Linked DNA regions of Mus musculus: region 1 is linked to region 2. The links are chromatin loops, found by intact Hi-C in ENCODE. Cell type or tissue: left cerebral cortex. All regions are shown on one strand.

Region 1 (8,000 bases), 130 kb after region 2:
CTTCTCACCATAATTATAATGGACTAAGCCTCTAAAATTGCAGGCCAGCCCCAATTAAATGTTTTCCTTTTAATAGTTGCTGTGGTCATGGTGTCTCTTCACAGCAATAGAATACCGACTAATACAGAATTTGGTACTAGAAGCGAGGTTGGGACTAGGGCACTGTGCTGATAGGTCTGACCATGTTTTTGTTTTTTTTTTTTTTTTTAGCTGAATATGGATTTTGGGGGCCTTGGATTAGGAAAAAATAGTTGAATGCTTTACTAGGGCTTTAATTGATCATACTAAGAGGAGCAGAGGAGACAGTGGTGCTGATAGTAAAGCAGATTATAACAGCTCTGCTCAAGAGATTCCAGAGAAGAATATTAATTAGTAAGTGGCTTAGAGATTATTCTTGTAATATTTTAGTGAAGAATGTGGCTGCTTTCTGCTCTTGTCCAAAAATGTTTGCATGAGGCTAAATAGAAAAGTTTCAGATCAATGGCCTTGGCAGAGGAGATTTCAAGGCAGCCTAGTATTGACTCAGTTGTGTGGCTATAGTGGTTAGTTTTACCAGATTTATAATGAACAGTAGCAAGTTGAGCATGGCAAATTACAAAATGTATACTTTGAACAGAAAAGAAGCACCAGGAAGTAAAAATGGAGATAAGTCCAATGTTTAAGGAGATAAAAAGTGTAAGGAGATGAGCCAAATACTAAATGGAATAAAGGGAGTGGTTTCTTCAGGGCAAGACCCCACCCAGCTAAGATCCCTACATATAAAAGGTATTAAAGAAAAGCTTATGGTTGAGCATGGTTCTACACACCTTTAATCCCAGTACTCCAGAGGCAAAGGCAGGCGGATCTCTGAGTTTGAAGTCTGCCTGGTATATAGAAGATATTCCAGGACACCCAAACTTGGACAGTGAAGGAAGCCATTGAAAGCATAAAGCTGGTAGAAATGTATTTGAACAAGGGGGTCATATTCCAGGCCCAGCAAGCAGTAGAACTAGACAGCGTCATTCACATCATTCTGGCTTTAGAGTCAAGGATGCGTGAAAGAAGTTGTAGAGTCTCCCTCCATGGCTAAGGAAACCTTTGAGATCAGATATATGTCAGGGGTTCTGATGGAGTCCTAGAGAGGCTATGGTGAGAAGCTGTGAAGATGAAGCTTGGAGAGCCTCAGAGACCACAAGATGTTAGTGATACCAGAACCTTGGGATACCAGTAAGGAAAGCTGCAGACCAGATGTGGAACCATCCCAAGAGAGAGAAGTGTGTGGTAGTGAACAAAAATGGAAGAAGTTGGAGATCTCAAGAACACTTTGTTATCAGACATGGAGATTTGGCATCAGACATGAAGTTTTTCCCAGCTGTTTGTTGTTGTTGTTTCTTTGTTATTGTTTGTTTTTGTTTGTTTTCTGGATTTTGTTGTTGTTGTTTGTTTGTTTTTGGTCTTATTTTGGTCAAGTATTTCCCCACTGTGCTCCTTTTCCTTCCCTTTGCTATGGCAATGCATGTTCAGTGTCAATGTGTGTTGGAAGTACATGATCTGCTGTTTTTACGTTTACAGGGGTTTATAGTAAAGACATTTCCATGAGTCTCAGACTTTGAACTTGAAATTTGGGCTTTTATATAGTGTTAATACTGTGAAGGACTATGGGGACTTTTGGAATTGGACTGATGCATTTTGCATTATGAAATTACTAGAAGCCTGTGGGGGCCAGGAGAATGGGATGTGGTGGCTTGAATAAGAATGACTCTCATAACACTCCTCCATTGTTGGTGGGATTGCAGGCTTGTACAACCAATCTGGAAGTCAGTCTGGTGGTTCCTCAGAAAATTGGACATAATACTACCGGAAGATCCAGCAATACCTCTCCTGGGCATATACCCAGAAGATGTTCCAACTGGTAATAAGAACACATGCTCCACTATGTTCATAGCAGCCTTATTTATAATAGCCAGAAGCTGGAAAGAACCCAGATGCCCCTCAACAGAAGAATGGATACAGAAAATGTGGTACATTTACACAATGGAGTACTACTCAGCTATTAAAAAGAATGAATTTATGAAATTCCTAGGCAAATGGTTGGACCTGGAGGGCATCATCCTGAGTGAGGTAACACAATCACAAAAGAAGTCATTAGATATGCACTCACTGATAAGTGGACATTAGCCCAGAAACTTAGAATACCCAAGATATAATTTGCAAAACACAAGAAAATCAAGAAGAGGGAAGACCAACGTGTGGATACTTCATTCCTCCTTAGAATAGGGAACAAAATACTCATGAAAGGAGTTACAGAGACAAAGTTTGGAGCTAACAAGAAAGAATGGACTATCCAGAGACTACCCCACCAGTGGATCAATCCTATAATCAGCCACCAAACCCAGACACTATTGCATGTGCCAGCAAGATTTTGCTGAATGGACTCTGGTATAGCTGTCTCTTGTGAGGCTATGCCAGTGCCTGGCAAATACAGAAGCTGATGCTCACAGTCATCAAAGTTGGAACACAGGGCCCCCAATGGAGAAGCTAGAGAAAGCACACAAGGAGCTGAAGGGGTCTGCAACCCTATAGGTGGAACAACAATATGAACTAATCAGTACCCCCAGTACTCGTGTCTCTAGCTGCATATGTATCAGAAGATGGCCTAGTCAGCCATCACTGGGAAGAGAGGCCCCTTGGTCTTGCAAACTTTATATGCCAAAGTACAGGGGAATGCAAGGGCCAAGAAGTGGGAGTGGGTGGGTAGGCGAGCAGGGCAGGGGTAGGGTATAGGGAACTTTCAGGATAGCATTTGAAATATAAATAAAGAAAATATCTAATAAAAAAATAGGAAAATAACACATGACCCTCATAGGCTGAAAAACTTGAATTCTTGGTCATTAGGAGGTATGGCTTTGTTAGAAAGAGTGTGTCACTGGAGGTGGGCTTTGGGGTTTTAGAAACTGAAGCTAGCTCCCCTTTTCTCTTTCTTCCTGACTGCAGATCATGATGTAACTCTCAACGAATTTTCCAGCACCATGCCTGCTTGCATGTGCACCAAGGCCCCACGATGATAATGAACCAAGACTGGGAAGCTGTAAACTAGACCCCAGTTAAATTCTTTCCTTTATAAGCATTGCTCTGGTCATGGTTTCTCTTCCCAGCAACAAGACAGAGACTCAGATAACCCATAAAATTCAAATCAAGTCACATTGAAATATGTGCATGGACTGTTTAGGCATTAAGAGAATTTTTAAAAAATAAAACTCCAAATTGATTTATAAGCCAGTGGCTCAACAGTTGAGTTTGTAACAGATTGTAAGAAACCAGATTTTTAAAGAAATGATTGTTTGCCATTTCAAGAGTGGTAAAGGAATACAGTGCAGAGAAGTAAAAATTGCCACTGATTTTTATTGTGACATTAGCTAGTTTTTACAGATGACAGAGATATTTGGTCACTTAACTGACAGGTAACAAAGGCAAAAGTGAGCTTATTCTCTGGTCAGCTCTAAAGCTCATGAGTTCAAGTGCAATACCTAACACCTCACGCCCCTATTCAGTGTTACAGACTGTATGTCACAAGGGATACTGTTGTCCTTGGGTTGGAATGAATGCCTATTAATATGAGTTGGTTGTTTGAGTTTTCCTTTGTAGCTTCCTCTGGATGGTTCACCACACCTACAGTTTCTCCTATTTTCTTCATTTGAAAATCCAATCTGAAAGACCACTAAACTGTGAGATGTTGTAGAGACTTTACAGGAAAAACGATATTTCTACTTACAAAATTACTTTACTGGTAGAAGCTGCTTTTCCTCACTACTGAGCAACATTTTATTATGACACTTCAATATTCTTTTTGCTTTAATTATGCAAATGGCACACCATCTTCAAAGAGACAGTGCTACTGAGAACCTAGTGACTGGTGGAATCAGATCCCAGATATGGCTACTCAACACTGATAGTGTTTGGACAAACATTTTCTCCCATTTCTGTGATTCTGTCTTTATTGCCTCGGGATTGTTAGAATAGACAGTGTTTCCTACATAATACTGTCACTTAATTCCATTTAATCTATAAGTATTTATAAGCTAGTTTTATTTGTCTTAACAGTTTATGAACTACTTCACGACAGCAACTAATATATTATCTTACAAAAAAGCCAATAATTATTTGATGGAAGATTCAAAATACTTTCCATAAATGCTTGGGTATTTAATGCTCAAGAACAACAGGTTTAGGTTATAAGTCATCACTGTGGGGAAAGCTTTGAAGGATAAACACTTTTAGTTTTTAAGCTCCTTGAAGATAGAAGCTACATACAAATGTCAACACTTCATGCTCAGGTAAGGTTTGATATACCAAGCAACATTAACTACTGCTTATGAATCAATATAAAATGGCAAAGATTCATAACCAACCAATATATCAAAATGCTAAGTTACAGCTTGCTCAGACAGTTGGTACCCTCTTCTTACCTCCTTTCTGGAAGTCAGGAGAGTCCCTTGAATGACCTCTTTAAACGCTAGGCTTGTTCTATCACATTTTTGCACCAAAGATTTTTCCCTTCTGAAAGCTAGAGTTTCTGAATGACTGATTGGTGAGGTATATCTAGACACATGGGTACAAATGCCATGTAGCCACGGATTGATGTGCTCGCTCTTTCAAGAACACATTCATTTTATCTATTCTTACTCATACAATTTATTCATCCCATGATGCATCTATACATCTATTATCACTGTCTTTCAATCTTTAAGCAGGTGAACAGATAAAAAGTTAATGTCTACATAGTGGTAAGGCAAGCCTATCTGAAGGAAAGAAGTGATCACTTTAGTATACATTTAATATAATATATTATATATACTAATATAATATATATCTTCCATACCTATATGTTAATATACATACATCCAAATATAATATATATTTCTTCTAACAAGGTTTATTTTGCTATTATTAATGACAAATTTAAAACATTTTTTGAATCTGAGCCCAGATAGTTTGAGTTGACAAAATGAAGGACAAGAGCTGTCTCTAGAGAACTGTTCATCTCAGGGATGCTATAGGGTCAGGAAACCAAATTTCTAATAGGATCCTACAAACTTTGTAAAGTCTGTTAATTTTTGGAATTCAAAAGTAAACTGTGGCATTTAACTAGATAGCTTTGAAGGTTCCCTCCAGTGACAGTGTTCTAAGATTTTGTAACTACTATTGACAGTAATATGAAGAAATCTGATGTTTTGAAAAATTCAGACCCTTATATTCTGGCAGAAGGCTAGTCACAGTTCACATTACTAATATAATTTAAATATGGGCAATTCATAAAATAATTAGTGATATTACTCATCATTCTGTGAAGCCAGAAATAGTTATTGAATGTGAATATCATTTAGAAGCAAATATTAATCTTATGAATATTTTGGGCTTGTTTACAGTGAGGTAAAGAGTGAAAATTATCAAGAAAAGTACGAATTCCTTTAAAATTTTTGTTACCCTCTCCAATTACAAAGAAGAGGATATCTTGTTCGATGTAAAAGTTATTTGTCCTGCCCAAAGGCAATTTGCATATGACTTACACACCAGTGGACTGAACTCTCAAATCACATAACACAAGACACTTTAACTTCTTCATATACTGAAGCATTTTGAAGCATCTTAATATAACATTTCCCTACAATAAAAGTGTTATATATCGCTCTTACAATTACAGAGCTCAACTAAGGAGTATGATCCTGAAAATTTTCGAACAATAAGAATCCAATCATGTACAAGATTCAAGCACTCGTCGACAGGTTAACATTTATTAAAACACATGGGTGGGCATTAGTTCTTCACTAATCAGTCCAAATATCTACCGAGCGCTTAGGTTCCAGCTATACTTTTGCTCTCCTGAATATCTTTACTGAAAATGGCACACCTTTCAGATAATAACCTGGACATCCAGTTACCCCCTTCCCATATTTTGTTCCCATCAGCACCACCCACTCTGTCAGCATCTCTTTCTCCACCTGTGTCTTTCTTTCCAGTTGTATATTTTTCTTCAAAGCTCTGCCTGCCTTTCACTGAGCAATAGGATTAGCACCAGACTGCAGCGAGCAATTTGTTCATCCTTGGAGAGCACATTTGCACTCCCCCATGATACAGGCATTTAAATGATTTTATTCGTTCACCTGTGTTGAACATTAAGGGGGTAAATTTTCAGTCCAGGGATTTGGCTTTAAAACTCCAATTGATGTTAATGAGAATTGGTAATGATCCCCTTCTTCTTAATTAGTGGCCCCATACCTGTGAATGTAGGAGGCATAGTCTTGACTCTGGGAGCTTAACGAGGTGATAACAAGGAGAGAATGTTTAAGCCTGGATTTGGGCCTGGTCCATGCTTCCCTGTGCAAACACACTTAAGGAGCTCCTGCTTTAAAGCAAATGTACGACCTAGCTTTTACGGCCGTGTGGACCTTCCCTAAGAACAAGTCCTCTTTTCTATAAAAAATACTCTGGCTCCATAGAAAAAGAGGGTTGCAGGGGAAGTTGGGTCCAAAGAGAAAGAAGGCAGAGTTTCTCTCTTGTAATCCTCCAAGTTTTACACTGAAATAAACTACCTCTTGCTGACTCTGTTTGCCTTGATTAAGGAACACTACAGTTTATAAATTTAACTCTTCAATATGGTCAATTAAACTTCTAAATGTTATTCAGGATAGGAATGTTCAGGTAATAAGGCTCTAACTTTTATAGCATCTCTGCTTAAATGTTAGGATCGTGGGGTAAGTCCGGCAAATACAGTTTTGATCTATTTGAGCTGCCTTTTACTGCTGCAGTACACAGCCTAATCCAGCAAGACCCAAATGATCATAGAATAATGAAATTTCACTGTAGTGAGCCTAGGACATAAAAGTTGGATTATTGATTTCGCTTGAATGATGTGCCGCAATTTTAGATGCCAACAGAGTGTGGCAAGAGTCCTGCCTGTCAGCTTTCATTAGGGGGACTCACTTTCTTGCCATCAAGTAACTTTTACCAAGGCACAAGCTAAATCTGGATTTCTTAGCTTACTGAGAATGAATCTTTTTGGTTTCAAGCAGTTAATAGGAACTTCAGGTCTCAAGAAGGTCTGCTTCAGCAGAGACAGGAGAAACAGCTCCTCAGTGGAGACCTAATCACCCCTCCACTTGCAATTATCCTTTCCACAAAACCATATGCATCCAAGTTGTCAGTCTTTACTGTATTTCTTTACCTTCGTGAATATATATACCTTCATATGTATGTGTGTGTGTATATAAAACAATAACATAATTTTTAAAAGACAGGGGAAATACTTTTAAAAGAAATAAGAATAAGGTAAAATTCAATTTATTCAATGAAAATATGTCTAAGATATCAAAATTAACTATGAGCAAAGATGGAGTTGTTTTAGGATTAGAAGAAACTAGAATCAAAGCACTAGGCTCTTAGAGTGTTTTATAATTATTTGCAAAGAATTTGTAAGATGTTAGGAATTTGTTTCTTTACTGAAGACTAGGATGCAGTCCATACTTTCTGCGACTGTACTCCTTAGTCTGACCTTCAAATCAGTCTTATTAAATGCTGTGTGTGTGTGTTTGTGTGTGTGGGTGTGAGTTTTAAAGTCACTGGTAATTTTATGAGTATTATGAGAACTAGGGTAGTTTCATGATTAGAGGAAAAGTTGAGTAGTTCAGCAAAAACAGGTTATATATAAAGGGAAATTTTATGATTACATGCCTTATCAAAGCATAAATTCTTTTTATGGAAAAAAAGAAATTTTAGAGTGAGAGATCCTGATATAGTGTATAATTCTACATTCCCAGGGGTAACACGAACAAATATAAATTATTTTAGGTATAATTTCTTTATGGTAGAATGAATAATTATTAAAACTTTTAAGACTTTCTACCATTTTTATATTGGTTATCTTTTATTTCTTATCTCTTTGCAGATGAGATTTATAATCTTTGAATTACTTAAATAGAGTGGATCCTAGAAAATAATACTCTGCTCCAATTTAAGAGTTAAAG
Region 2 (8,000 bases):
TTGCTGGATGCCAGATGTACTTATGATAGGAAAAGCAGGTGGCTTTACAATAGCTGGAAAATGTTAAGAACTCATATAATAGACTTTTCCTGCTTTAAGTATCAAGTTGGTTGCTGCCTTATTAGGGTATGCAGTTTAAAAGAAGTGCCTATGCTTTAACTTAGACCAAAGATAAGTTTCCCATTTTAGGATTTCAGTGTTCATTTAGGGAACTATAATACCATACAGAACAAATCCTTTATTAAATCAATGCATTCATTACCTAGAATGAAAGTTTTATTCAATCACTGTATTTTGATAGACTAGGCTATTGCACATGAGTTAGAGATAATGGATTGAACACAGTGTCCTTGAAGGAGGGAAGCTCAGACTTTCCTTCATATACATTCCCAGGAGATTGTCAGTTTCCAGTGCCAGGAAGGCATTGAGAAGGCTGGCAAGGCGCAAGTCAGCTCTATGTGCTATAACAAATCAGTACATGGACCAGCTAACCATGTAACTGGTGAGAGGGAAAAATGGAATCGTTCCTGCTGAAAATCTCTCAGTGTCATCTTTTAACCGATTTAGGGCGATGGGCTCAGTTGCCTTTATGGCAAGCCAGCCAGGTGTATGGTGAGAGCTCACTAGAAGTCGTCTCAAAGTTAGTAAATCTGGCTTTGCTCTCTGCAGGCTGCACTCACTTAGTCTGATCTGTCCATGTCCTGTCGGCTCAGCAACTGGAGAGAGAGGCAGGAAAACTTAGGAGAGCTAAGAGAAAAGTAAAAAACCTGTTAAGCAGACATGCGCAAACACAATGCAGACACAGAGAGACACGCTAATAGGAATCTTCACAGCCTAATTCACTTAAGCAAGAGGGAAGCCAAGGCTTATGAGGGTAATGCTCACTTTCACATAACTGCCTAAAATGCGCCTGTGCACCAATAGTCTGATGTTCCTTTGTGTTCCAATGCTGGAATCATCCTCAGCACAGACTAATTTTAGCACCTGAAATAAATAAATTGTAAATTTTCCTGGCATTGGGCTACACTTTATGATGAGTATATGTGTGAGTAAAATCTTGATATGCAAATGTTGACATGAGGGTCTTTCATCTCCTAGGAGAAGTTACTTAAAATTCCAGTCCTAGGGATGATTCCTGCCATCATTGTTTATTTCTTGCACCCATGTTCTGGATACATATATGCTACAAAAATCTCTGAGAAATGCTCTTTGGCAGCTGATCTTGGAAATTATGATGAGAAAAACAACACCCACTAGCATGAATTGTTAAAAAATGCAAAAGATGGCCCTGCTACTTCTAGAGCTGTGGTAGCTATTAGCATTTGTTTGTACACACGAGTGACATCACCTTGTTGATACAAACTGTTTCTGATTGAAGTCTGAGGAAGCAAAAGTAATAAAGGAAGAGAAAAGAACCCACAGCTTTCTACAGACAGAACCAAGAAGGCTATGTGTGTGTGACATCTGTGTGTGGCATCAGTAACCTAACTGATGGTTAGGGTTAACTCCGCTGATCCAGCTGGTCATGCTGGTGTCTGCTTCCTCCTCACTGTTTGATGTGCATCCCCGCTGAAGCTTCTGCTGCTAGATCAAAAAGGATGACCTCCTGTGCTACAGGAGCACTGGTCTTCACTCAAGACTATACGAAGAACAGTGTTCCTCTAGTACAACCTCTAAACAAACGCCCAGTTCTCATTGTAAGGCTTTTAAATGTTCCCACCTTCTAAAGTAGAGAAGAAAATTTGTTGGCAGTTTATAATCATACTTTTGGATTCTTTCTGCAACATCAACCACATGAGTGGGAGGACAAAGTCTAACCACCCGTCTTCTGAAGCAGGCAGGATCAAAATTGGACCTGAAGAGGCCCAGGTTGCTGTCAATGTTACATCTACTCCAGCTTCCAGCAAGAGCTGAGATGCAAACTGAAGTGCACTGGGTTGTGTGTGATATTGGGATAATGTTGCTGCCCTTAGTAGGAGTGATGTGTAAGAGTGGAACAGAAACTGGAGAATCCTCCACACACAGTCTCATCATATTGCCTGAGAATCCACTGCTTAATTCTGATGAACAAGGGAATAAGAGAAGCTCTCAGTGCTTAGAGAAGGACTACATCACGGTAGTACACACATCCCACCACTTTCATGTGGAACTAATATACTTTAGATATGTTAGGAAACTACTGTTTTCTCCTTCTGAAAGAGCCATGCATGAGAATGGGTGGGTATTCGGTGGGTTCTAGAGTCAGAAAGGTGGAGAGCTAAGCAGAAAGCACTTGGTTGTATCCTTAACTAGGCTGGTATTTCTCCAGCTGAAGTGCTTAGAGTGTGCATTTTTAAATCATTTATTTGCAATTTTAATGGCAGCAAAAGAGGTTTCCCTGGCTCCTTAGTGAAATCTCTCTTCCATTTCCACTTGTAGAAAGTTCTCATTGTAGCAGAGATAATTAACGTCTTCACACTGCTTCATGAATTGCTAGGCACATTTGAGTCTGTATTAGTATAGAAGGGCAGCTGCAATTACATATCAGACTTCAAGACAGAAATGTGTATTGAAATCTGACAGTATGTTTGGGTGTACAAAATAAATAAGTTGTGTTTTTTTTTCATTTGGAGCTGTAGTACATGTAAACATATTCAATAATAATAAAATACTGCAAGAACTAGAGATATAAATAAAAGTTACTTCTTGTAGGGCATAGTGAGTGGAGATTTAAAAAAGAGGAGTTGACAAAGTGTTCGTAAAAAGAAAGAGCCTTGTAATATTGCCAAATGAACAGAGCTAAATAGGTGACATAAAGGCTTAAGAGGAAGCATGCTCAGGGGCACTGACACATGGATGTATGCAGTGCTGCCAGGACAAAGCGTGCAGTCATGGGAGAATGTGAAACATACAAGCCATTGATGGGAAATAGTCTTAAAAAGGTAGACTGGCCTCAGTTTGTAAAGAGCCTTGAACATTGTTTGAGTGGGTGTGGATATGGGCTTTTCCTTGTATGCAATAAGGAATTAAAGTACATGTATACACTGCACACACACACACACACACACACACACACACACGAGTTCGTTTCCACAGCTCCATGAAGATTTAAAATGCCTTTTCTCTCTCATTATACCAAGTTTCATCATCCAAAGGCCTATGTAAAAATCATGCTTTATGGAAACCTGATTTTTCCACTGACTCATTTTTGAAAAATAACTGGAGACCTGGATGTGCTAGACCTTGCAAATGTTTATCATGAATTTGATTTAAAGCAAGCGACTTTTGCAATTTGTTAAGGACTGAGAAGTGGTCTGGGCAACCAAGGAGTGTTGGGAAGAAAGCATCCATTATCTGAATGAACATAGTATGTATTTATGAGTTTATATGTACTCTGATTTATGATGTGGATATTCCTTGAATCTTTGTTCCATATTTTTATGCCTCTGTTTCTGAATTAAAATAACTCTCCCATTTTTAATTTATAGAATAAAGCAAATTAATTAGAGGCTAATTGAAAGTGCCTGCTATTCCTTAGAGAAGTTTCTAGAGGAATCTGCATTGATTCATGGTTTCGAATCATAAAGGACAATGGAAGTCATTCACTGTTTATTGAAAATAAGCTCTCATATGGACCCAGAGCCCTGCAGATATGATATTGGTGAGGAGTCTGATGCACACTATAGAACATGCACTTGAGCAATTGTGTGGTAAAATTGTGCTTTGTCTAAAAAGGCAGAGAGAGTCATCATATTGCTACGTTCTTTAATCCTGTGGACCAACTTGTACACGAGAAGTAAATGAACATTCTTCTGATCTCCAGCTCTATCTTCGGTACAGTTTCCATTTTGAACAAAGTTGTTCATAAGTTCTTGGAATTCATTCTTCTACCAAATTGAAAGAATTCATTATATGATTTTAGTGATAGGAAGGCAGTTCCAAGAGAAACATTAGAAACTGAGTGGTTCAGAGTAAGAGCCCAGGGGCAGAGTAAGCAGGTTCACTCTTCTAGGTGTTGGTTCAGGTCATCGAATCTCTTTGCACCTTAACAAATTCCCAGGAAGATTAAAGGAGATAATGCATGTATAACACCGCAGCAGATTTAAACAATCTGTTATATAGAAAAGAACAGTCTTTGCTAACTACAGGGTCCTGAAATAGACTGTGAATGCTTCAGAATACATCTGGCTCTTTCTACTTGGAAGGGAATGACTTGACAGGAAAGGCAAACAGAGTGCTAGACTAGACATATCTGCAAAGACAATTCCTCTGGTCAAAGAAGATGAAAGGATAATGCTGATGTAATCAGCAAGCTCCCATTCCAGAGGAATCAATTCATTCACAGGTTTCATCCAGCCACCCAGAAGAAGCTGTCTCTATATATCTCTAGTAGAAGCTAAAAGGACATGGAGTTTATGTTGTCAGAGGGATGCTTTGAAGCTCTGCAGCAATGCATGTGTTTCTATCCAGGAGCAAAGGTATATACGTGGCATTAGTTTAAACAAAAGGCTGCAAAGTTAATACTGAAATCGCATGACTGGCTTTACATCAGTGAATCAGGGAGATTTCAGAATAAGCATAAGCAGAGTATCATGTAGCTCTTATTTGACAGAATAAGTGCTATACCACCATGCCACCAGGAACATCCCTCTGGTGAAATGCATCATGGGTATCAGCAGCAGGGCAGGTACCATCTTGCCCATCTGTGCATCCATCCTGGGCTCCAAAATAAAAAACTAGAATAATGAGGAATTTTCACTATTGATTCTAGACATAGCCAGAAGAGAATTGGCAGCTGATAAATTTGTCAACCATAAAGCTTATCTCTTAGAGGATGAGACTGGGATAAAGATTCCTCTCTTTCATACTAGTCTTATACCATGAATCTTTTATTACTTAAAAATGATTTATTCTTAAAATTATGCACATTTAGGGAGGTACAGATGTAAATACCTGCCCACAAAGGCCAGAAGATGGTGTCAGATACCCTGAAGCTGAAATCACAGGTGGCTGTGCATCATCCAACATAGTGGTACTGAGAATGGAACTCTTGACTTCTGCAAAACCAGTACTTTCTCTGAACCACGGATCCATCTCTCCATTTTCCCTTGTTATATTTTCCATGAGGAGTTTCCTGTTTTTAAGCCAAGTGGAAATAATGTTAAATATTTGCCAGACTCAATTTTCCTGTTTTATCCTTTAGGGAGAATTCTACTTGTCGCACAATTAAAATGAAAATGTCTTTTCCTAGATGTGGAGATGATATTAGCTTACTCAAAGGAAAGTAATGATGATATTAATTGCAGAGGTACAACACGAAATAATGTACATTATAAACCTGCGGTTGTAGAAATGTAAAGTATATATTTTATCACTAAAGTATAAAGGCACATGAAGGGGAGGAAATTCTCATGAGAGTATCCATCTTCAGAGCACAATAAAAGTTTCCTATTTCTTCTCTTTCCTGAGAATTTCTTTTTAACTAAGGCCATCATAATGTTTCCGCTGTAGTTATTTGATAGTTAAATTTTGAATTGTCAGGAAATTGAGTGAAAAACATATAGTTTATGAAGAGAATAGCTTTAATGCATAGTTGATAGCATGAAAAATATCACAGCTTAAAGAAAATCTAGAACCTTCTATTGCATTATCCAAGAGCAAAGAAAGCACGTCAGCTTTCCTGTTAAAAAATTCCCTCCATGTTCTCAGGATTAAAAGATAGCTGAGACCCTTTTGTTGAATATATAATAGAGGCCTGCTTTACCTAACCTTTAGACTTAGAGGGATTTTATCAGTGAAAGTTTTAGTTTTAATGAATTCTTTCTCCAGTATAGTGTTAATTTATACTTGACTTGCTATGATGACATTTGTTGCCCACTATCTAATCATAAATTATGAGTGAAGAAGAAGCAAACAAAGTATTTCACTAAGTAAAATGATAATTTGTAGGAACTGAAGATTTTAAATTTGTGTGGATTAAGAAGAATATTCACCCTTGAATTTATTCCAGACTGAACATTGTTGACACCAGAGGTAAATATTGACAAAAGTAGGACTAATCAATATTGAACCTTGAGGGTCAAAAGACTTCATGTTTGGTATAATAAGCAACTTAGTTCAGGCATTAGAATGTTTCAGTAAAGTAACAATTATTAAGGGTCAGGCAAGGTTTCTATTATAAACTCTAATTTAGAAGCTTGTATTTTTCAAGAGTCTCCAAAGACATGAAATAGTGTCATGAAGCAAAATGGTGACTTGACTATAGATGCCAGAGGGAAAGTGTGGTCCTGAAGTCCAAGTTCAGATATGAGACCACCTGTGTTAGCTAGATGCAACATTCATCTTTTCTCATCATCTCCAGACCCAGAAACTTTGGGCAAGATGTGAACTTCAACTGAAAAATGTAAATGCCTTAGAAAATTATCTAACACCTTTACAGAATCTGTAAATTATAAAGGTTACCAAAGGGAGTGCTGTATCAATATGACCAGATACAGTTAAATGAAACACACTATACTTTTCATTTAGTCTTGTGTGGGACATGAGCATCACATGGAAATCATTCTTCACTCAAGCATACTTGATGATGTTGGTTTACTGAATTACTTAAGGGATTTCTCCCCCTTTTCTTTTTTTTTTCTCATGAAGGTAGTGTTTTAATTAGCTATTTTAAAACTTGCATTAAAAACATTGGGCTCTGAACTTCAAAAATCAAAGTAAATATAGTTTTAAATATTTTATAATGAAATGAGGATAACATAATAAATGGTAGTTATTGAAGTAAGTATTGCTTAGATTAGATTTAAACAACATGATTTATTCCCTTATCCTTACCTGCAAACTAACATGCAAAAAAATGTCTGAAACTATAAGAGCTTTAGCTCAAAAGGGTTCCAGTTCTCTTTTTCAGTTCAAGGTCCAACTCAAAAGAAGTTCTGAATCTGTAAATCCTTCTCTGAGAAGATACTAAGTGATCTGGCTCCTACAGCCTTTGTTCTTGAGTTTAGGATGTCTAGATACACTGGAAAAACAGGAGTGGGCATTGATCAGCCAGGGAAGAGGCATGCACTTTCAGTTTCCATCCCATTAAGCAAAATACTCATTAGTGTTTGGCATTTTCCCAAGCAGACACAATCTAGGTGTCCACTGAGGCCTCATTGTGCAGTTAAGGAGTTTAAAAAGACCTTCTAGACATCAGCTAGGGACAATTAAGTGATGGGTAAAACTACTCCAGGGTAAGAAAGCTGAAATTACTGGAAACAAACACACATTCAAATCAACTGCAAAGCAGACATACTATCTTTATCTTTAACATCAGGTAACTGTGCCAGGAGAGAAAAGACTAAAAATGCCACTGCTGAAGAATCATTCCCTTCTCAACAAAACCACAGTTGATGCTAGGGGAGCGTTCAGTCATATTAAAAGCAAAGTCACATCGAGGTATGAAGTGGAAAAGAATCTCACGGAAACCTGTTATCACACCATAATTATTTCTATCAATTACCCAACAAGAAAAGTAAATGCACTTGTTACCCACAGGTCATAGTAACCGGAGTTATGGCTATGATTTATATCCATGAAAACTTTTGAAACGTTGTATTGCTAAGCATCTATCCCCAGATCCAAAACAACTTCAGGAAAATATTACTGAAAGCAACTGTTTGAATGCAGGTCAAATTGATTCATCTTTTCTCCTCTTTTTCACTTTCTCCCTCCTGTCTTCTCTTCTTCCAATGGATCCATTCACTTTGCAAGCTAAGCACTATTCTGCTAAGCACCATGCCAATGCAGGGACCAAACTAGTGACTAGGACAGGCCGGGCTTAGGCAAACCTGAAGTTATAGGTTAGCACACAAAGCCGAAGCTTGCCTGTGGTATTTGTTGTCTGCATTAGAACAGCAATATTTGAACAGTTGTAATTAAAGACCAGCACATGAGTTAAACTTGAAACTCATTCCTCTTGCCTCTCTTCAGCTCTGAGGAGATGAATGACAAAGAAAGCTGTTCATGTCAAAATGTCC

The links. Peaks named below come from ENCODE experiments on the same cell type or tissue, not always from the same donor. Only the 100,000 strongest peaks of a DNase experiment are listed, where the experiment ranks them.
Region 1: it touches region 2 in a loop (2.5-fold over the local background); 2 of 42 quality-filtered maps call a loop at or near these places.

The regions. Positions count from the first base shown.
Region 1 is chr2:114,401,285-114,409,284 of GRCm38, forward strand. No RefSeq gene overlaps it. Among named protein-coding and RNA genes, the nearest start is that of Gm31146, 25 kb to the right of the region's middle. In left cerebral cortex, no CTCF peak of the experiment used is centred here; no DNase peak of the experiment used is centred here.
Region 2 is chr2:114,268,664-114,276,663 of GRCm38, forward strand. No RefSeq gene overlaps it. Among named protein-coding and RNA genes, the nearest start is that of Zfp770, 71 kb to the left of the region's middle. In left cerebral cortex, no CTCF peak of the experiment used is centred here; a DNase peak (open chromatin) is centred at 4,221.